Regions from separate parts of the Homo sapiens genome. Here regions 2 and 3 are each linked to region 1. A link is an interaction called in ENCODE POLR2A ChIA-PET data of the cell type or tissue named here. Cell type or tissue: MCF 10A. All regions are shown on one strand. Links, peaks and the distances in the headings refer to the core of each region. The heading gives the core; the rest is flanking DNA.

The links. Peaks named below come from ENCODE experiments on the same cell type or tissue, not always from the same donor. Only the 100,000 strongest peaks of a DNase experiment are listed, where the experiment ranks them.
Region 2: POLR2A ChIA-PET joins it to region 1 with 5 read pairs; 2 of 35 experiments call an interaction of 5 or more read pairs at or near these places.
Region 3: POLR2A ChIA-PET joins it to region 1 with 6 read pairs; 26 of 35 experiments call an interaction of 5 or more read pairs at or near these places.

What each region holds. Positions count from the first base shown.
Region 1 is chr9:137,125,817-137,133,066 of GRCh38, reverse strand. No RefSeq gene overlaps it. Among named protein-coding and RNA genes, the nearest start is that of GRIN1, 9.7 kb to the left of the region's middle. RefSeq lists silencers at 2,707-3,216, 3,577-3,656 and an enhancer at 4,647-4,856. In MCF 10A, for the core only: no CTCF peak of the experiment used is centred there; a DNase peak (open chromatin) is centred at 3,276.
Region 2 is chr9:137,531,628-137,538,877 of GRCh38, reverse strand. The region is part of intron 8 of PNPLA7 (patatin like domain 7, lysophospholipase); the gene reads left to right. Among named protein-coding and RNA genes, the nearest start is that of PNPLA7, 15 kb to the left of the region's middle. RefSeq lists an enhancer at 3,936-3,995. In MCF 10A, for the core only: a CTCF peak has its summit at 3,855; a DNase peak (open chromatin) is centred at 3,837.
Region 3 is chr9:137,178,715-137,185,112 of GRCh38, reverse strand. ANAPC2 (anaphase promoting complex subunit 2) reads left to right here. Exons shown (of 13, transcript NM_013366.4): 4 at 26-200; 5 at 1,322-1,441; 6 at 1,871-1,988; 7 at 3,251-3,432; 8 at 4,184-4,325; 9 at 4,586-4,661; 10 at 4,729-4,932. Among named protein-coding and RNA genes, the nearest start is that of ANAPC2, 6.6 kb to the left of the region's middle. In MCF 10A, for the core only: no CTCF peak of the experiment used is centred there; no DNase peak of the experiment used is centred there.

The DNA of each region.
Region 1 (7,250 bases), core at 1,307-5,306:
TATTTATTTATTTTGAGACAGAGTTTTGCTCTTATCTCCCAGGGCTGGAGTGCAGTGGCCCGATCTCAGCTCACTGCAACCTCCACCGTTCATGCAATTCTCCTGCCTCAGCCTCCCGAGTAGCTGGGATTACAGGTGCCCGCCGCCACGCCCGGCTAATTTTTTTGTATTTTTTTGTAGAGATGGGATTTCGTCATATTGGCCAGGCTGGTGTCGAACTCCTGACCTCAGGTAATCCTGAGGCCCATCTCGGACTCCCAAAGTGCTGGGATTATAGACGTGAGCCACCGTGCCCGGCCAGCAATTTATATGCTTTAAGAAATTTGTCCATTTCATCTAAGCTGCTTGATTTATTGACATAAAGTTGTTCGTAGTATTCTCTAACAATCGTTTTGTATCTGGAAGGGCAGTAGTGATAGCCCCTCTTTTATTCCTAATTTTAGTTTTTTCTTGGCCAGTTTAGCTAAACATTTATCAAATTTGTTGATCTTTTCTAAGAAACAACTTTTTAAGAACTTTCTTTCTTTTTTTTTTTTTTTTTTTTTGAGACGGAGTCTCGCTGTGTCCCCCAGGCTGGAGTGCAGTGGCCGCGATCTCAGCTCACTGCAAGCTCCGCCTCCTGGGTTCACGCCATTCTCCTGCCTCAGCCTCCCGAGTAGCTGGGACTACAGGCGCCCGCCAACACGCCCGGCTAATTTTTTGTATTTTTAGTAGAAACGGGGTTTCACCGTGTTAGCCAAGATGGTCTCGATCTCCTGACCTCGTGATCCGCCCGTCTTGGCCTCCCAAAGTGCTGGGATTACAGGCGTGAGCCACAGCGCCCGGCCAGAACTTTCTATTTCAGGCCGGGTGCGGTGGCTCACGCCTGAAATTCCAGCACTTTGGGAGGCCGAGGCAGGTGGGTCATGAGGTCAGGAGTTAGAGACCAGCCTGGCTAACATTGGTGAAACCCTGTCTCTACAAAAATTAGCTGGGTGTGGTGGCAGGCGCCTGTAATCCCAGCTACTCCGGAGGCTGAGGCAGGAGAATCGCTGAATCCAGGAGGCAGAGGTTGCAGTGAGCCAAGATAGCACCACTGCACCTACAGCCTGAGCGACAGAGAAGACTCTGTCTCGAAAAAAAATAAGTGAATAAATAAAAACTTTCTATTTCATAGATGTTCTGTTGTTTTTCCGCGTTCTAGTTCACTGACTTCCTTTTTTCTTTCTTTTTTTTTTTTTTGAGACAGTCTCACTCTGTCGCCCAGGCTGGAGTGCAATGGTGTATTCTCGGCTCACGGTAACCTCTGCCTCCCAGGCTCAAGCAATTCTCGCGCCTTAGTCTTCCGAATAGCTTGGATTTTGTGTGTGTGTGTGGGGGGGGGGGGCGGGGGGGACACGGTCTCACTCTGTTGCCAAGATTGGAGTGTAGTGGTGCAATCCTAGCTCACTGCAGTCTCCACCTCCCATGCTCAAGGGATCCACTTTCTAAGCCTGTCAAGTACCTGGGACTAGAGGTGTGCATCAACACACCTATTTTTTTTTTTTTTTTTGAGATGGAGTCTCGCTCTATCACCCAGGCTGGAGTGCAGTGGCACGATCTTGGCTCACTGGAACCTCTGCCCTCCAGGTTCAAGCAATTCTCCTGCCTCAGCCTCCCAAGTAGCTGGGGTGCCCGCCACCACACCCAGCTAGATTTTTTTTTTTTTTTTTTGTATTTTTAGTAGAGACGGGGTTTCACTGTATTGGCCAGGCTGGTCTCAAACTCTTGACCTCGTGATCTGCCCGCCTTGGCCTCCCAAAGTGCTGAGATTACTGGCATGAGCCACCGCGCCCGGCCTTTTAATTCATATTTTTTTGTAGCGATGGAGCTTCACCGTGTTGCTCAGGCTAATTTCAAACTCTTGGGCTCATGCAATCCTCCGGGGTCGGCCTCAGTCTCCTCCCAAAGCATTGGGATCGCAGGGGTGAGCCACTGTTCTCGGCCTCACCTCTTCTAACGTTAAGAGTTTGCAGTTATAACTTTCTCTAAGCACTGTATTAGCTGCATCCTATACATTTTCATGTGCATATTTCCATTTTTATTCAGCTCAAAATACGTACTAATTTTTTGTGATTTCTTATTTATTTTTAATCTTATGAGACGGAGGCTCGCTCTGTTGCCCAGGCTGGAGTGCAACGAGGCGATCTCGGCTCACTGCAACCTCTGCCTCCCGGGTTCAAGCGATTCTCCTGCCTCAGCCTCCCGAGTAGCTGGGACTACAGGCAACCGCCACCACACCCAGCTATTTTTTGTATTTTTAGTAGAGACGGAGTTTCACTATATTGGCCAGGCTGGTCTTGAACCCCTGACCTCAAGTGATCCCCCGCCCCCCCTCGACCTCCCAAAGGGCCGGGATTATAGACATTAGACGTCGTTGCCGGGGGAGCCCTCCAAACACCCAGAAATGCCACAGCCAGGACCGTGGGACGCAGCAGAATCGCCCAAGGGGCAGGGGGCAGCCTGGCCAGAAGAAAATGAGGGAGGGGCCGCGCGTGAGGTTCGGCAGGGGAGAACACAGGCCTCCGGCGGCCACGGACGCCGCTTTGCCATTTTGAGCGTTTCTGGGGAGGACAACGCGCGCAGGAAGCGCAGTCATCTCAAGCTGACCTCCAAGGCTACCAGGTTTGAGGGCTGGAGCCGAGTCTGAAAGCCCCGACCCGCCTATGGCGCGGGGACTGTGGGTCCAGCCGGCCGCTTGGCCCCCTCGCTCGGCGCCGGTCCAGGCGCAGCGCTCGGGCCCCGGCGACGGTGAGATGCGGCGCGGCCAGCTTAGCTCGGGGTAGGGGCCACCCCAGCCTCGCCCCAGCCGGCCGGGTCCGCGACCTCGGGAGGGTCCGGTCCTTCCCTCGGCCCCCGCGACGCCGCGCCCGGGTGAGGCCCTGGGCTTCTTGCCGGTGACCACGCGGCCAGGGTGGCCCCCAGCCCAGGACGGCTACCAAGGGCGGCCCAGCCCCATCCCCGCGCCGCGGGTCCCGGAACCGAAGAGCTGGGAGCGGGCGCTCCCTGACAACATGGCGGCGGCGCCCGGGCGCCTCCCCGGGTCCCGGGTGTCTGCGTCTCCCCGCGAGGCCGTGGGCAAAGCCGGTGCCGTCCGACGACAGGAGGCGAAAGGAACCCAGGACCAGACCCGCGGGGCGAACAGTGCTGGAGGACCATGCACCGACCACGCCCGAAGCAGAACCAAGGCCCGCCCTGTTGCCGTGGCGACTGCGCGCGGGGTAGACGCAGGCGCCGCAAGCCGTGAGCTCTCAGTGCAGGCGCATAGGCTGCGGGGTTGAGGCGCATTGCGTGCGCGTGCGCGCTGCTCACACGCGGACGGTTCTGTGCGCCGCAATGGCTGCCCGCGAGTATCGGAGAGGCGGAGCTCTCAGTCTTTTACAGGACCGGGTCTCCTGATGCCGCCGGTGGTTCCTCGAGGCCCCCTTCCACGCATCCGCCGCCGCTGCTTCATCAGGACTTCATTTCGGTGACGCAGAGCTTTGGCGAGAGCTACGGCAACAGCAAGAACTGCCGGCGGCTCTTGTGCTGCAGGGTGAGGACCGCGCCGGGCGGACCGAGGCCCGGGGTCGCTGCGCCCGCCGCCCTCCCAGCCTGCGGCTCCGAGCGGGGCCTGGGCGGGCAGACTCGACTCCCCCCGACGCCGCCCTCTCCACCCTTACCCCGCAAAAAGGGGCAAATCTGCTTTCCGGGCCGGGGCAGCCGTGGTCGGCACGCCTGCAGCGGTCTCAGCGACCCAAATTCTGCGGGGCGGTGGTGGTGGGAGGAAGGGTTGGAGCCCCAGCAGGTTGTCTGGGCTTCGTTTGCTTTTCGGCAAGGTCCTGGCCCAGGCCCCAGTCCCTCTTGGAGCGGAAGCCTCTGGACCTGTTGCTCCTAAGAAAGCAAGCGGCCCCTGACGCGTTGCTGTGGCCTGGTTTGACCCTCGTAGCCAGCCCATGTTCTGTGAGGCATGAAGCGCCACGCAGACACCACGACAAAGTGAGATGAACTAAGACCTCTTCTTGATTCTAAGCAGGGAACGCACAGCTCACCCTGTCACATGCAGCGATCATAAGCTGAGAATTACCCTCTTCCTTCCCACAGCGTCTAATCTTTTTTTATGTTTTTGTGGCAAGGTCTCGCTTAGTCGCCCAGGCTGGAGCGCAGTGGCGATCATGGCCCACTGCGGCCTCGACCTCCTGGGCTCCAGCGTGCGTCTAATCTAGAACCAAATCCTCCTTCCTTAGATCATCCCCCAAATCACCCAACTACAGGTGAAATCCTGTAATAGTTTCCTCCGAACACCCTGTTGCTGAGACACCTCAACGTCTCAACCTGGTGTGTTTGTACGTAGAGTAAAAGACCCAACTTGTTTAACTACAGGCGTGTTTGCAGTGGTCTTTGGCTTAAGGGCGTTATAGACTCTCAGTCGGAGAGTCACTGAGATTCAGTTGAGACTCTCAACTCAGAGCATGCCTTTCTGAGTCCCTTTTGTGTCTGTCTCTGGGAGCACAACCTATTCTTGGCTGGGAAGAAACAGGCATATTCTTTGTTTCATTCTCCTTGAACGCCTACCGTGGCCAGTTGCCGTTTTAGTTCTGACTGCAGAGATGAATAAAACAGATTTGTAGGAGAGGCTGGTGAGAAGCCAGCCACAGACAGGCAGAGGCAGGTGGCACATGTGTACGTCCTGTGTGGAAAAGAGCAGGGCCCTGGGGAAGAACCGTGGCTGGTTCTGAGGGCTCAGCGGAGGCTGCGGCACTGAAGGCAAGATCTGAGGGCTGAGAAGCTGCTGGCACCGGGCAGGGTGGGGAGGGGGCTGACTTGAGCCTGAGCGAAACTGCCTGAGGCAAGGAGGACCTTGGCATATTTGAGACGGTGAAATTCCCAGGGCTGGGAGACGGAGTGGGGGTTGTCTCAGTCCATCCGTGGTCCTACAGGTCCTGGAGGTAAGGAAGCAGACCACCACTTTTCCTGCTGGCCTCCTCTCCCCACCTTGCCTAGTTTATAAGGCAGGAGGAAAGGGAGAAAGCAAACAGTTGGAAAGAAACAGAAGTAAGATAAATAGCCAGACGACCTTGGCGCCACCACCCAGCCCTGGTGGTTAATAATTATAATAATAATATCAGCTCCTGACCTGAACTACTTGTGTTATCTGTAAATTCCAGACGTTGTATGCAGAAGCATTGTAAAACTTTCTGTTCTGTGAGCTGATGCATAGCCCCTAGTCACATTTCCCGCGCTTACTCAATCTACCAGGACCCTTCCATGTGGACCCCTTAGAGTTGTAAGCCCTTAAAAGGGCCGGGAATTTCTTTTTCAGGGAGCTCGGTACTTAAAGACGCAAGTCTGCCGAAGTTCCCGCGGAATGAAGCCACTTCCTTTTTTTTTTTTTTTTTTGAGACGGAGTCTCGCCACTTCCGTCTTTAACCCGTTGTCAGGGGTTTTGTCTGCGGCTCGTCCTGCTACAGAGGTAGCATGGAGGGTTCAGTTGATGTGCGGGAAGATTTTGGCGTGGACTGGAGGTCTGAGATGTTTACTGTGAAACTGCTCTGGCTGGGTGGAGACACTGGAGGGCAGGAGGCCAGGAGAGCTGCCTGGCTGTGGGAAAAGCTGAGTGGGGGAGGAGGGCTCCGCAGGAGTGGGCCTTGGGAAAAGGAGGGCGGGTCCCTGGGTGGAGGGGCCAGCAAAGGCTGTGCAGGCTCTGGCTTGGGGACACTGAGGAGCTCCGTTTTGGATCTGCCCACTGTGAGATGCCTGGGAGGCGCCATGGAGACCTTGGTGGGCAGGTGGTGCCGGGATCAGAGTCTGCCAGGGGAGACAGGTTTTAGGAGTCCCTAGGTATAGATGGTTTTTGTCGTCCGGAAAGGTTGGAAGAAGGGGCCAGGCCTAGTCCTGAGTGCCACCAGACTGAGAAGATTGGGGTCAGGGAGGAGGGCAAGGGCAGCCAGAGAACCAGGAAAACATCTCATCATTGAAGATACGGTTCAGGAAGGAGAATGGCCAAATTCCAGATGCTGTTGAGAAGTAGATTTAAATAGATTGAAAGTAAAAGGATGGACTGGGCACAGTGGCTCATGCCTGTAATCTCAGAACTTGAGGAAGCTGAGGTGGGAGGATCAAGTGAGACAGGAAGTTCAAAAGCAGCCTGGTCAAAATAGTGACATCCCGTCTCTACAAAAAATAAAATAAATTAGGACCTATAGTCCTAGCTACTCAGGCAGCTGAGGCAGGAGGATTGTGGGAGTCGAGGAGTTTGAGGCAGTCATGAACTATGATTGCACCACTGCACTCCAGGCTGGGCAACAGAAAAAGACCCCGTTTCAAAATAAAAAAAAATTATTACATGATATAAGGACATTATATAGTAATAAAAGGGTCAATTCATGAACACATTATAGCAATTATAAAGATGTATGGCCGGGCGCAGTGGCTCACGCCTGTAATCCCAGCACTTTGGGAGGCCCAGGTGGGTGGATCACAAGGTCAGGAGATCGAGACCATCCTGGCTAACACGGTGAAACCCCGTCTCTACTAAAAAATACAAAAAAATTAGCCGGGCGTCGTGGCAGGCACCTGTAGTCCCAGCTACTCGGGAGGCTGAGGCAGGAGAATGGCATGAGCCCGGGAGGCAGAGCTTGCAGTGAGCCGAGATCGCGTCACTGCCCTCCAGCCTGGGCAACAGAGCGAGACTCCGTCTCAAAAAAAAAAAAATAAATAAAGATGTATGTACCAAGAACAGCTCCCCAAAATATATGAAGCAAACATTGGCAGATTTGAAGACAGAAGTAAGTTCTACAATAATAGTTGTAGATGTCACTCAACCTATTTCAGTAATGGAAAACGTATCTAGGTGGCAGATCAACAAGGAAATAGAGGGTCTGGACAGTGCTAAAATCAACTAGAAAGGACGGACACAGAACACTCACCCAACAACAGCAGAACACACAGTTTTTAAGCACACGGAACATCCTCCAGGACAGACCATGTGTTAGGCCACATATTAAAATATATTAAAAGAAGTTTTAATATATATATATATATATATTTTTTTTTTTTTTTTTTTTTTTTTGCTTTCTTTGTTGCCCTGGCTAGAGTGCAGTGGCACGATCTCGGCTCACCGCAACCTCCACCTCCTGGGTTGAAGTGATTCTCCTGCCTCAGCCTCCTGAGTAGCTGGGATTATAGGCTCCCGCCACCATGCCTGGCTAATTTTTGTATTTTTAGTAGAGACGGGGTTTCACCATCTAGGC
Region 2 (7,250 bases), core at 2,004-6,003, 410 kb before region 1:
GTTTCACCATGTTGGCCAGGCTGGTCTTGAACCCCTGACCTCAAGTGAGCCACCTACCTCAGCCTCCCAAAATGCTGGGATTACAGGCCTGAGCCACCGCGCTTGGCCCATTAACTGGAATTTAATGTGTGTTTAATCTTTTTTTCTTTGAGTAAAACCTACATGCAGTGAAACAAATCTTTAGTGTCCATTAGCTGAATTTTGCTAAATGCCTCTCAACTCAAAAGAGGTAACTGATTTTAATCTTACTCTTTTGAGTTACACCTTTTGCATTCATTGTTAGCTGTGTATCAAGGTAACTTCTACCTCAGTTTCTCTAGACTTTGTTAGGAGAGTTTTCTAGAGCTCACCAGAACCCTGGCTCGGATGCATTCAGGCAGAACCAAGCGCTAGGTCCTTGCATGAAACCTCGCACTGGAGCCTGGGTGGTGTCCTCTGATCCCATCCTATGTTCCTCTGCTCGGAAAGGACGTAACAAGCTCCAGCCAGACATCGGGGTGTCCAGGGTGCTCACTCTGCTCCCCGGCAGATGGGCACAGGTGCGCTTTGAGCTGTTTGGGGCCTGGGGTGGAGGCGTGGGTGGGACCTCGGCATCTCGTTGTGCTCCCTGGGACTTGTGTATCTTCACGTGACGCGTGGCCTGTGCTGGGGAGGCTGCCGGCCTGGGGAGGGAGAAGACACCCACCTCCTTTGAGCAAGGCTGACCTGCCGTTAGAAGGCCGGTGCTCATCTTCGAGGGAGCCCCCAGCGTGGCTTGGGGCAGAGTGGGGTCCCAGCCACCAGATCCACCTCTGTGCACCTCTTTGGAGCCTCTGGTTAGTGTGTCTCTGGAGCTGAGGTGGGCTTCTCAGGGACTCCTGGATGTGTAAGGGGCACCTGTGGGCCTGAGAAAAACTGGGAAAGGACCACAGGAGCTTTGGTCTACGTGGACGTAAACCCGTTCAGCACGGGGCATCTGTATGCGACCTACCTTGGATGATTCGTTTCTCTTTAAGCAAAAAATAGCTTCACTGGGGTAGAGGCTTTCTCCATTATTTCTTTGTTCTTTCTGATCTTGATCTTGTTGTGATATTCAGGTTGGGCCTCACTTATCACAGTGCAGCCATGCCTGTTCCAGGAGAGGGGAGCTGTGCGCTGAGACGGGCCGGGTTCCTCTCAGCTGCTGCGATCCGTCTCATCCGCGTTGGTGTCACAGCCCCTCTCCCTTAGGGGTGGGAATGGATCTTCCCTGAGTGTAGTGGGAGTAAAAAATGGGAGGTGATTGGCTGAGCACGGTGGCTCACGCCTGTAATCCCAGCACTTTGGGAGGCCGAGGTGGGCGGATCACGAGGTCAGGAGATCGAGACCATCCTGGCCAACATGGTGAAACCCATCCCTACTAAAAATACAAAAATTAGCTGGGTGTGGTGGCGGGTGCCTGTTATCCCAGCTACTCGGGAGGCTGAGGCAGGAGAATCCCTTGAACCAGGGATTTGGAGGTTGCAGTGAGCTGAGATTGTGCCACTGCACTCCAGCCTGGTGACAGAGTGACACTCCAACTCTGTCTCAAAAAAAAAAATGGGGGTGATATCTGAGAGAGGTAATTCTGTATTGTGATCAGTTGATCATCTGCCGTGACATCGTTTTTCCTCATCAAACTTTTGTGTTTGTCATTTTAACAAAACTTAAATTCTTGCAAAATAACATGGACAGATTCTAAAAACATACTTAAAGTTTTATCAACAGTGGCCGTCTGTCCCCTCACACTGAAAACGCTTCGGTTCCTTCTGAGCAGCTTTTCTTGCTGTTTCCTAACCCATCCATTCTAGACACACTGACTTCCTGTTGTGGGAGATAAAGTGTGGCTCGGTGGATGGCCCCCATGCTTCCTGTTGTGGGAGATGAAGTGTGGCTCGGTGGATGGCCCCCATGCTTCCTGTCGTGGGAGATGAAGTGTGGCTCGGAGGATGGCCCCCATGCTTCCTGTCGTGGGAGATGAAGTATGGCTCAGAGGATGGCCCCCATGCTTCCTGTCGTGGGAGATGAAGTGTGGCTCGGAGGATGGCCCCCATGCTTCCTGTCGTGGGAGATGAAGTGTGGCTCGGTGGATGGCCCCCATGCTTCCTGTCATGGGAGATGAAGTGTGGCTCCGTAGATTGCCCCCATGCCTCATGCTACGTTCCCATCTGCACCGCTCATGGGCGGTTCTTTCGACTTCATGGATACTATTCACAGCTGAGCTATGTAGTGTACTATAGTTAAATTTCCTTTCTTGCAACTTTCTCTTTTTCTTGGAATTAACAGTTGTGTTATTTTTGGCTACTTGGTGATTTTTCTGTGCACCTGTTACAGATTCACGACCTGAACCAGCGGCTTATTTTTGGCCTCTTGGTGATTTTTATATGCACCCATTACAGATTCACGCCTGAACCAGCGGCTCCGTGAATGCTTTTTTGCTCTGGGAAGCGCCCCTGCTAGGAGCCCCCATCCTCTTGCCCAGTCGGACCCTCCCCAGGCCTGCTGTCCAGACGCCATCCCAGGACCACCCACCCTTCCTTCCCCTACACAGGGCTCTTGCTGCTGCTTTCTCGGCCGGCGTGTTTTGGTGGAGCAAATCCTCCATTCACTTCCTGAGACAGGATGCCAGGGAGGTGTATGTTTGGAAACCTTAGAAATCTAGAATTGTCTTTATTCTACACCACCTTTGTCTTTTTGTTGTACTTTTTCTTTTCTTTTTTTTTTTTTTGTGATGGAGTCTTGGTCTGTCGCCCAGGCTGGAGTGCAGTGGCGCGATCTCAGCTCACTGCAAGCTCCGCCTCCTGGGTTCACGCCATTCTCCTGCCTCAGCCTCCTGAGTAGCTGGGACTACAGGCGCCCACTGCCACGCCCGGCTAATTTTTTGTATTTTTTAGTAGAGACGGGGTTTCACCATGTTAGCCAGGATGGTCTCGATCTCCTGACCTCGTGATCTGCCCGCCTCGGCCTCCCAAAGTGGTGGGATTACAGGCATGAGCCACCATGCCCAGCCTTTTTGTTATACTTTCTAGATTTTTTCAACTTTATTTTCCAAATCTTCCATTGAATTTTTAATTTCTGTCATATTTTTCATTTCAAGAGGTTTTTTCTGTTAATTTTTTTTTTTTTTTGAGACGGGGTCTTGCCCTGTCACCCAGGCTGGAGTGCAATGGCGTGATCTCAGCTCACTGCAACTCCTGCCTCCCGTGTTCAAACGATTCTCCTGCCTCAGCCTCCCGAGTAGCTGGGATTACAGGTGCCCACCACCATGCCCAGCTAATTTTTGTATTTTTAGTAGGGACGGGGTTTCACCATGTTGGTCAGGCTGGTCTCAAACTCCTGACCTTGTGATCCGCCTGCCTCGGCCTCCCAAAGTGCTGGGATTACAGGTGTGAGCCACTGCGCCTGGCCCTGAATGTTCTTTTTAAAAAAGTATCTTTGTTCTTATGTTTTAATTTTTAAAAATTATCTTGTTCTTACTTCATGGATAAAGTAAGATGGGTTTTCTTTTGCTCCCTGAGTTGTTTCTGACCTGAGTTTTTCTTCTCTGTTTATTTTGGCTTCTGTCTTTCTGATCAGGGGCTTTTCTGCCTCCAGCAGTCACTTTATGTGTGAATGAAGTTCTTATTGAACACAAGTGTGCAAACCAGCATAGCTGCATCTCACAGAAATAATGTGGAGCCCAAGAGGCCAGCAACAAAAAGCACACACTGTGTAATTTCACTCACCTGAGGCTCAGCTACCAGCTGTACTGACACTTGAGGACAGAGGCTGGCCAGCCAGCTTTCTCTGTAAAAGGCCAGAGTGTAAATATTTCAGCTTTATGGGCCACGTGGTCTCTCTTGCAGCTACTCAATGTGGCCATCTAGTGTTCCAAAAAAAACTTCCTTTACAAAAAACGTGCGGTTGGAGGGACTTGGTGTTGGTGTTTGGCCCTGCTGGGGTTAAGGTCTCATTAGTGGTTGCCTGTTAGAACGCGCGGTTCGAGGGACTTGGTCCTGGTGTTTGGCCCTGCTGGGGTTAAGGTCTCATTAGTGGTTGCCTGTTAGGGGTTTAGGTTGGGTATCGACCCGGGGAGGCGTAAGGTAATCTAGATTACTGGAAATGTTCTACATATTGATTTCGGTGGGAGTTACATGGGTTAACTACAAAACGAAAACAGCGTGATCCACCTGAAAGCTGCATATAGGCTGCGTGTGCATGGGGTCAGGGCTCGTTAACAGGGGACACTCCCTGCAGGAGGACTGAGCAGGACGCTGGCTCTTTCCTTCATGGTTTGGGAGTCTACAGGTCAGGGTCTGTAGGTCTTTTTTTTAGGGCAGCTTCTCAGAAAGGAATCTGCGTATGTTCTGCTGTGGTGGCACTGGGTTGGAGGAGGGGGAGGAGTCTGGGAGTGCTCCCATCTGGAGTGGACACTGTTGGGGAGGAGTCTGGGAGTGCTCCTGTCTGAGTCTGGGAGTGCTCCCATCTGGAGTGGACACTGTTGGGGAGGAGCCTGGAAGTGCACCCATCTGGAGTGGACACTCACTGAGGAGCCTGGGAGTGCTCCCGCCTGGAGTAGACACTGTTGGGGAGGAGCCTGGGAGTGCCCCCGTCTGGAGTGGACACTCACTGAGGAGCCTGGGAGTGCTCCCGCCTGGAGTGGACAGTGTTGGGGAGTAGTCTGGGGGTGCTCCCATCTGGAGTGGACAGTTGGGGAGGAGTCTGGGGGTGCTCCCGTCTGGAGTGGACACTGTTGTGGAGGATTCTGGGAGTCCTCCCGCCTGGAGTGGACACTGTTGTGGAGGATTCTGGGAGTCCTCCCGCCTGGAGTGGACACTGTTGGGGAGGAGTCTGGGGGTGCTCCCATCTGGAGTAGACACTGTTGTGGAGGATTCTGGGAGTCCTCCCACCTGGAGTATACACTGTTGTGGAGGATTCTGGGAGTCCTCCCGCCTGGAGTGGACACTGTTGGGGAGGATTCTGGGAGTGCTCCTGTCTGGAGGGGACACTCACTGAGGAGTCTGGGAGTGCTCCTGTCTGGAGTGGACGCTGTTGGGGAGGAGTCTGGGGGTGCTCCTGTCTGGAGTGGACACTGTTGGGGAGGAGTCTGGGAGTGCCCCCGTCTAGAGTGTACACTGTTGTGGAGGATTCTGGGAGCCCTCCTGCCTGGAGTGGACACTGTTGGGGAGGAGTCTGGGAGTGCTCCCATCTGGAGTGGACACTCAGGAGTCTGGGAGTGCTCCCATCTGGAGTGGACACTTGGGGAGGAGTCTGGGGATGCTCCTGTCTGGAGTGGACACTGTTGTGGAGGATTCTGGGAGTCCTCCCGCCTGGAGTGGACATTGTTGGGGAGGATTCTGGGGGTGCTCCCGTCTGGAGTGGACACTTGTGGAGGATTCTGGGAGTCCTCCCGCCTGGAGTGTACACTGTTGTGGAGAATTCTGGGAGTCCTCCCGCCTGGAGTGGACACTGTTGGGGAGGAGTCTGGGGGTGCTCCCGTCTGGAGTGGACATTCACTGAGGAGTCTGGGAGTGCTCCCATCTGGAGTGGACACTTGGGGAGGAGTCTGGGGGTGCTCCTGTCTGGAGTGGACACTGTTGTTGAGGATTCTGGGAGTCCTCCCGCCTGGAGTGGACACTGTTGGGGAGGAGTCTGGGAGTCCTCCCGCCTGGAGTGGACACTGTTGGGGAGGACTCTGGGAGTGCCCCCGTCTAGAGTGTACACTGTTGTGGAGAATTCTGGGAGTCCTCCCGCCTGGAGTGGACACTGTTGGGGAGGAGTCTAGGGGTGCTCCCGTCTGGAGTGGACACTCACTGAGGAGTCTGAGAGTGCTCCCATCTGGAGTGGACACTCACTGAGGAGTCTGAGAGTGCTCCCATCTGGAGTGGACACTTGGGGAGGAGTCTGGGGGTGCTCCCGTCTGGAGTGGACACTGTTGTTGAGGATTCTGGGAGTGTTCCCGTCTGGAGTGGACACTCACTGAGGAGTCTGGGAGTGCTCCCGTCTGGAGTGGACACTGTTCTTGGATTCGTAGCCACACCTGATGTCCTTGGGCTCTTACCTGCTTGCTTCACCTTCTCCAGAGAGTTCCTGGTAGTCCTCTGGCCACGGGGAAAAGCCATTTCCAGCCTGTTGGGGTCAGGAAAGTGACTTGGGGTTAGCCTGCCCCTCTTCCCGTCTCACCTGCATGTTAGCCTCGTTCTGGCTCTGCAGTGAGGACCAGTCCTCTCTGTCCAGGTTCTGCACCTCTAAAACCAAGTGTCAGCTTTCCTTAGAGGGCTCCACCAGCCATGACCCTGTCACTTGCTTTCATCAGCCGCTAAAATTTCAGTGACATTTTTTATCTACTCTTAGCTTTTGTCTTTATCCTTGGAGGTTTGTATCTTTTTAAGAGAGCAGAGATAAGCATGTATATTCCACAAGGGGACAAAGATAAGCATTTACCTTCAACTTACCTTTCTTTTTTGGAGACAGTCTCACTCTGTCACCCAGGCTGGAGTGCAGTGGCGTGATCTTGGCTCACTGCAACCTCCATTTCCTGGGTTCAAGTGAGTCTTGTGCTTCAGCCTCCCGAGTAGCTGGGACTACAGGTATACACCAGCATGCCCGTGTAATATTTGTATTTTTAGTAGAAACAAGGTTTCACCATGTTGGCCAGGCTGGTCTTCAACTCCTGACCTCAAGCGATCTGCCCTCCTGGGCCTCCCAAAGTGCTGGGATTATAGGTGTGAACCACCGTGCCTGGCCCAACCCACCATTTTTAATGGGAGATAGTCTTTATTATTTTAATTTTTATAAAGTTGTTACAAAATACCGCAGATACGCAAAAAAGCGTGATGTTGCTGGGAATGGCGGTTGGCACCTATAGTCCTGGCTGTTCGGGAGAGGAAAGGAGATTGCTGAGCCTCGTAGTTCTAGGCCAGCCCAGACAACATAGCAGGACCCTGTCTCTAAAACAAGTAGGCATGACACAGCAAACAGGCATCTTAACTCGAACCCAGGTTATATAGTTTTAACCCTGGTTAGCTAGAACACAGGTTAGATGCACACTGCCGGCTCTGTTCACATTACCCACGTGTGCTCTCATTTCACCTTCTCTTTTCTTCAGAGATAGCTACTTTTCTGAATTTTCTTTGGTACTTATACAATATGTAGTATAATTTTGCTTGACTCTAAATCTCATAAATGGCATCACACCAGGATTCCTCACCTTTCCTAATTTGAGCAACATTATGAACGTGAGATTCATTGGCGTGAGTGGGTGTCGTTCTAGT
Region 3 (6,398 bases), core at 2,215-6,214, 51 kb before region 1:
GCTCACACTAGCGTTCTCCTGACAGTGGATCGAGCGGGTGGTCGGCTGGCTCGGCAAGGTGTTCCTGCAGGACGGCCCCGCCAGGCCCGCATCTCCCGAGGCCGGCAACACCCTGCGCCGCTGGCGCTGCCACGTGCAAAGGTTCTTCTACCGCATCTACGCCAGCCTGCGCATCGAGGAGCTCTTCAGCATCGTCCGAGGTGGTCCTGCCCCGGCCCTGGGGTCCGCTCTCCCGTCTGGGGAGTCTTCCCAGGGCCTTCCCCGTGTCTCCTCTGTGTCTGCATCTGGGCTCCCTGTGCCTTCACCGTGTCTGCTCTGTGTCTGCGTCTGGGGCTCCCAGGGCCTTTGCCGTGTCTGCTCTGTGTCTGCGTCTGGGCTCCCTGTGTCTGCGTCTTGGGCTCCCTGTGCCTTCGCCGTGTCTGCTCTGTGTCTGCGTCTGGGCTCCCTGTGTCTGCGTCTGGGCTCCCTGTGCCTTCACCGTGTCTGCTCTGTCTGCGTCTGGGGCTCCCAGGGCCTTCGCCGTGTCTGCTCTGTCTGCGTCTGGGCTCCCTGTGTCTGCGTCTGGGGCTCCCAGGGCCTTCGCTGTGTCTGCTCTGTGTCTGCATCTGGGCTCCCTGTGCCTTCGCCGTGTCTGCTCTGTGTCTGCGTCTTGGGCTCCCTGTGCCTTCACCGTGTCTGCTCTGTGTCTGCGTCTGGGCTCCCTGTGTCTGCGTCTGGGCTCCCCGTGCCTTCACCGTGTCTGCTCTTTGTCTGCATCTGGGGCTCCCAGGGCCTTCGTCGTGTCTGCTCTGTGTCTGTGTCTGGGCTCCTTGTGTCTGCGTCTGGGCTCCCTGTGCCTTCGCCGTGTCTGCTCTGTGTCTGCATCTGGGGCTCCCAGGGCCTTCGCCATGTCGGCTCTGTGTCTGCATCTGGGCTCCCTGTGTCCACGTCTGGGGCTCCCTGTGCCTTCGCTGTCGCTCTTGCAGGGGGGTGCACCGGGCAGTGCTGGGACTGTCCCCACTGCGGCGTCCCCCGTGCCTGGATCAGGGCAGGTGTGGCAGATGCTGGACAGTGCTTCTGGGTGTCCACTGCTGTGCTGCCTTGGCCTTGGCTCCTGCTGGGGACTGGCCCCTGGGTGTTGCTCTGTCCACCCTGTGGCATTGTGGTCAAATGCATCAGCACGCCAGAGTGTCGGGGGGATGTCTGGTGCCTAGCAGGTGGTCTCATCATCGTCCTGGGGCTGGCAAGCACGTGTCCTTTCCCACACCGCACACACTCTGCACCAGCCTGCACGTGCGCACGCATCCATGTCTGTCCCTGAGGGATGTTCTTCTTCTTGTAGACTTCCCAGACTCCCGGCCAGCCATCGAGGACCTCAAGTACTGCCTGGAGAGGACGGACCAGAGGCAGCAGCTGCTCGTGTCCCTCAAGGCTGCCCTGGAGACTCGGCTCCTGCATCCAGGTGCTGTGTGCTGCCCGGCCACCCAGCACTCTGGGCTTAGACACTCACCAGGGGACCCATGTCCAGGGAGCCTGGGGCCTAGTCTGCCAGCCCTGGACTTGTAGGTCTAAGGAAGAAATGGGTTGAGAAGCAATTGGTGAGGTCCTTAGGGGATCTGAGGTGCCCGTCAGCTTGCTTGTTTCTTCTTTGGAGGGAGTCAGGACTGACCGGTAGGTCTGAGGTGATGAGACTTAGTTCTCTCAGAACAGACCTCCCTGCAGGGCGGGACCTGTGAACAGGTAGAGGTGGGGATGGGGGGACAAGGGAACGAGGCTGCAGTGGGGACCTGTAGACCACCTACCGGCATGGCCAGCTGTCTACTCGGGTGTTGCCCCTGGGAGGCTGTGGTCCCGGGCACTGCATGACTGCTGGCTTCTGCCCTGGCTGTAGGCGTCAACACGTGTGACATCATCACCCTCTATATCTCTGCCATCAAGGCGCTGCGCGTGCTGGACCCTTCCATGGTCATCCTGGAGGTGGCCTGTGAGCCTATCCGCCGCTACCTGAGGTGAGGGCTGCAGCTGGCCCAGGAGCCACTGGGACCCTGGGCATCCTGCTGAGCTCCTCGTGGTCCTGGGGGGCAGCCGGAGGGTGTGTTCGGCCGTCAGGACACAAGGTCTCCCCCGGCTGGGCTGAGTGCACGGGATCAGGCCCGAGGCTCTTTCCTTTCCTCTTGCCCGTGCCGGGCACCTGTCCTTGTCACACGGTGTCACCGTGCCCTCTGTGTGCAGCTGCCAGAGGCCCACCACAGCCCTTCCTCAGCCTCCCCATCTCCAGCACAGAGAGAAGCTCTTCCACTTGGCCTCGCCTTGGTGCTGACCAGTCCCCAAGGCCGACCAGGCAAGGGGAGTGGGCTCTGCTGTCCTGGCCTTTCCCACGGCAAGGAACAGACACTCCTGGGGCTGTTCGGTGGAGAATGTGTTGGGATGAGGACCTTGACATGGCTGCCTGGGAATTCCTCAGGGGTCGCAGAGGCCCTGGCCCGGGGCTGGCAGGCACAGTGGCCCCCAGGAGCCGAGCAGCAGGAGCCGGTGGAGTCTGGCCCCTACCTGGACTCCTTTGGTGCTTTGTGGCTGTAACTGGCCTGGCTTCTGAGCCAGTTCTTTGTTTTTTCTTTTTTTTTTGAGATGGAGTCTCACTCTTTCGCCCAGGCTGGAGTGCAGTGGCACGATCTCTGCTCACTGCAAGCTCCGCCTCCCGGGTTCACGCCATTCTCCTGCCTCAGCCTCCCGAGTAACTGAGACTACAGGCCGCCACCAAGCCTGGCTAACTTTTTGTATTTTTAATAGAGATGGGGTTTCACCATGTTAGCCAGGATAGTCTTGATCTCCTGACCTCGTGATCCGCCTGCCTCGGCCTCCTGAAGTGCTGGGATTACAGGCGTGAGCCACCGTGCCCGGCCCTTTTTTCTTTTTCTTTTTCTTTTTTTTGAGGCAGGCTCTCGCTCTGTTGGAGTGCAGTGGCAGAATCCTGTCTCCCTGCAGCCTCGGACACCTGGGCTTAGGTCTTCTGGCTTAGTGTCCCTATGTGCTGGGATTGCAGGTGCGCAGGCCGGCCTTGCGCTCGCAGCTCCTGCTGCTCCCAAGTAACGTTGGGTTTATTTGTTTTTAAGGAGTCTGACGGGCCTGTGTTTAGTACATAGCCCATCACCACTGAGTGTAGAGGCAGGGTCGGTGGTGCTGGCCTAGATGGGGCCGGGACTGGAATGAGTGGTGGGAGGTGCGCGCGGGGTGTCCACACTGTGGGCCACAGCAGCACTCACATCGGCAGGACGCGGGAGGACACAGTGCGGCAGATTGTGGCTGGGCTGACGGGGGACTCGGACGGGACAGGGGACCTGGCTGTTGAGCTGTCCAAGACCGACCCGGCGAGCCTGGAGACAGGCCAGGACAGTGAGGATGACTCAGGCGAGCCAGAGGACTGGGTCCCGGACCCTGTGGATGCCGATCCAGGTTAGCTTGCCCCACATGGTCCCTTTCACCAGTGTGGGGGGCGCTTCAGCCAGGCCGTCCGCTCTGGACTCATCCCTTGTCACAGAGCTTGGCTGTGTCAGGTGTCGCTAGTGTCTCAGAGGCTTGAGGGTGTCAAAGGTCAGGGCAGTGCTCCGCCACCTGCCAGCCTGGGCAGGCCGGTGATGGGCTGTTTTCCTCTGTGGCTGGTCACTCTGGCCGTGGGGGATGCCCTGCCTCCCACCGCTTGTGAGCTGTGGGGTGTCCCTGCCCCGCCACTGCACCTGGCAGAGGAGTGAAGATGTGGGTGACCCCTGAGCTCTGTACTGATTTGGGCCTCAAAGTCCCGTTAGGGTGCCAGCTCCTGCTCAGAGCCCATCTGTGCCTGGCCCTCGTCTGCGAGGGCTCTGAGGGCTATGGGGCCCAGGCCTGGCCCCTGCCCTGGCACAGATGGTAAGTCTTCAACACATCTTTAGTCTCTCTCAGAGGAAAACCCCAGGACCTTTGGCTTGTCCCCTAAGCCTGCATGGGAGTCCCGGAAGGTCCCTGTGGGGTGAGAGGGGCTGGGGATTGAAGCTGTTGCTCCAGGACCTGACTCCAGGTCTCCCGGGAGGCTCAGGGCTGCTCCCAGCCTCGAGGGCCTTCAGGAAGAGCCATGCTGGGCTGTGCCGTCTGGCTGGGCGGGATGGGAGGAGGGCGGCCCTGTCCTTGCCCAGGTGCCTGTCAGGTGACACCCCTGCCCCCACCATGCCAGGGAAGTCGAGCTCCAAGCGGCGTTCATCGGACATCATCAGCCTGCTGGTCAGCATCTACGGCAGCAAGGACCTCTTCATCAATGAGTACCGCTCGCTGCTGGCCGACCGCCTGCTGCACCAGTTCAGCTTCAGCCCCGAGCGGTGAGGCCTGTGACGCGCTGGCCATCTCCAGGGGTGCCGGGGCCTTTGCCCAGCCTCTCTCGGGACAGGGCCCTGACGCCGTGCCTGGGGCCTGGTTGGAGCTGTGCTTCCGCCCCCACTCCTGGCTGGGGGTGTGCTAGCCATTGGGGTGCCCACACAGGCTCCCTGCTCTGCCTGGGGGGCACCCCCGTGCCCTGCCACAGGTGCTCCTTGGGGCTGGGGCTCATCACGACCCCCTGCCCAGACACTCGTCTTTCCAGGGAGATCCGCAACGTGGAGCTGCTGAAGCTGCGCTTTGGCGAGGCCCCAATGCACTTCTGTGAAGTCATGCTGAAGGTGGGTCCCAGCCCCGCCCGCTGCCCGGCCGCCCCGCAGGTCCCCCGTGACACCGGCTCCTCCTCAGGACATGGCGGACTCCCGCCGCATCAATGCCAACATCCGGGAGGAGGATGAGAAGCGGCCAGCAGAGGAGCAGCCACCGTTCGGGGTCTACGCTGTCATCCTGTCCAGTGAGTTCTGGCCGCCCTTCAAGGACGAGAAGCTGGAGGTCCCCGAGGATATCAGGGCAGCCCTGGAGGCTTACTGCAAGAAGTATGAGCAGCTCAAGGTACCTCCATGCCAGGCCACCCCATGGGCTCTTGGCACCCCTACCCTGCACTGCGGGGCTCCCAGCAGCCTGGTGCCTGTGGCTGCCCCGTTGTCACCCGAGTGTCTCTGGGTTGGTCCTGTCTCGCAGCCGCCTCTGCAGGAGAGGGAGTGGGCCTGGCCCACGCTCTCTCCGCCTTCCTCCCAGCAACCCCGTGTCCCCTGTGAGCGAGCGTCCGCGCGGCCCACAGGCGCTTGGGTGGGCTGTGCTGGGCCCAGGTCTCCTGAACTGCTTCAGGGGGACCCCTGTGGCCACAGCAGGCCCTGCCCTCTGAGCGTTTCCTCCTCTTTTGCTATCCACCCTCTGCCTCTCAGAACCGGGGCTTGGGGTGCCTTGCGTCACTGCAGGGAGGCAGCTAGGGAGCCAGGGCTGCCCTCTGCCCAGGGCAGCACTCCCAGGCGCACCTGACCCCCAGGACCCCAGCCCTGCCCCCTTCTCCAGGTCTGTTTCCTCGAGAACTGCCTTTGCAGGCTCCAGTGGTACTTGAGGACCGGGGCTATGGGTCTGTGGTGGGAGTAGGAGGGGAGCAGATGTGGGGAGTGGAGGAGTGAGCCCTGGCCTGGAGGTCACTGGCAGATGGGGACAGTGTGCCCAGAGGATGGTATTGGCCACGTTTGGCTCACTTCCCCTGGCAGCACTGCTGAGATCCCAGCAGTCCCAGTACAGGCGTCCAGAGCCTGAGGGATGGAACTAGGCTTGGCGGTTCTTTCCCTGAGCTCATAGTCAGGTGGGAGGTGTCAGCTCGGGGAGGAAGGGTTAGGATGGTCGTCACAGGTGGGAGGTGTCGGCTCGGGGAGGAAGGGGTCGGGATGGTCGTCACAGGCGGGTTCCAGGGCTTTCTGTCTGATGTGTGGGGCCTGTGAGGCCTCCAGTGTGCCCAGCGAGTGCTCAGGACTGGGGGGAGGCGGGCACCCCAGCGGGGGACATGTGAGGAGAGGGTTCTGGGGCACAGCCAGCATCCAGTCTGCAGACCCCAACCCCAGGTACCCCAGGAAGGGGATGGTCCAGCCTCGGCCCAGGCAGGAGGAGCAGCCTCAGGACAGAGCCGCCAGGAGGCCGGCGGGCGGGCGGGGCTGAGTTCAAGGGAGGGTCCACAGCTTCTCCAGGTCTGCTGTGAAGGAGGCTGGACCTAGATGTGTTTTCCTTTTTCTTTTGCAAGTAAGAGGGCCTTGCTGTGTTGACAAACCAAGGGAACTTACTCCTAGGGGAGGGCAGGGCGATGTGTCCACTTTAGAAACCAAGGGGGAAGCTTCCTTCCGGAGACAGACAAGGGGAGGGCCAGGCGGAGGCCCCCAGGGCAGGAGGCCAAGGGGCTGTGGTAGGGCCGGGCTGCTGACCATGGTGGCGAATGCCTGCTGCCTCCCTCCAGGCCTCAGCTTGGCTCTGGAAGAGTCCAGGTGTCCCTTGCAGCTTGTGGAGGGTCTGTG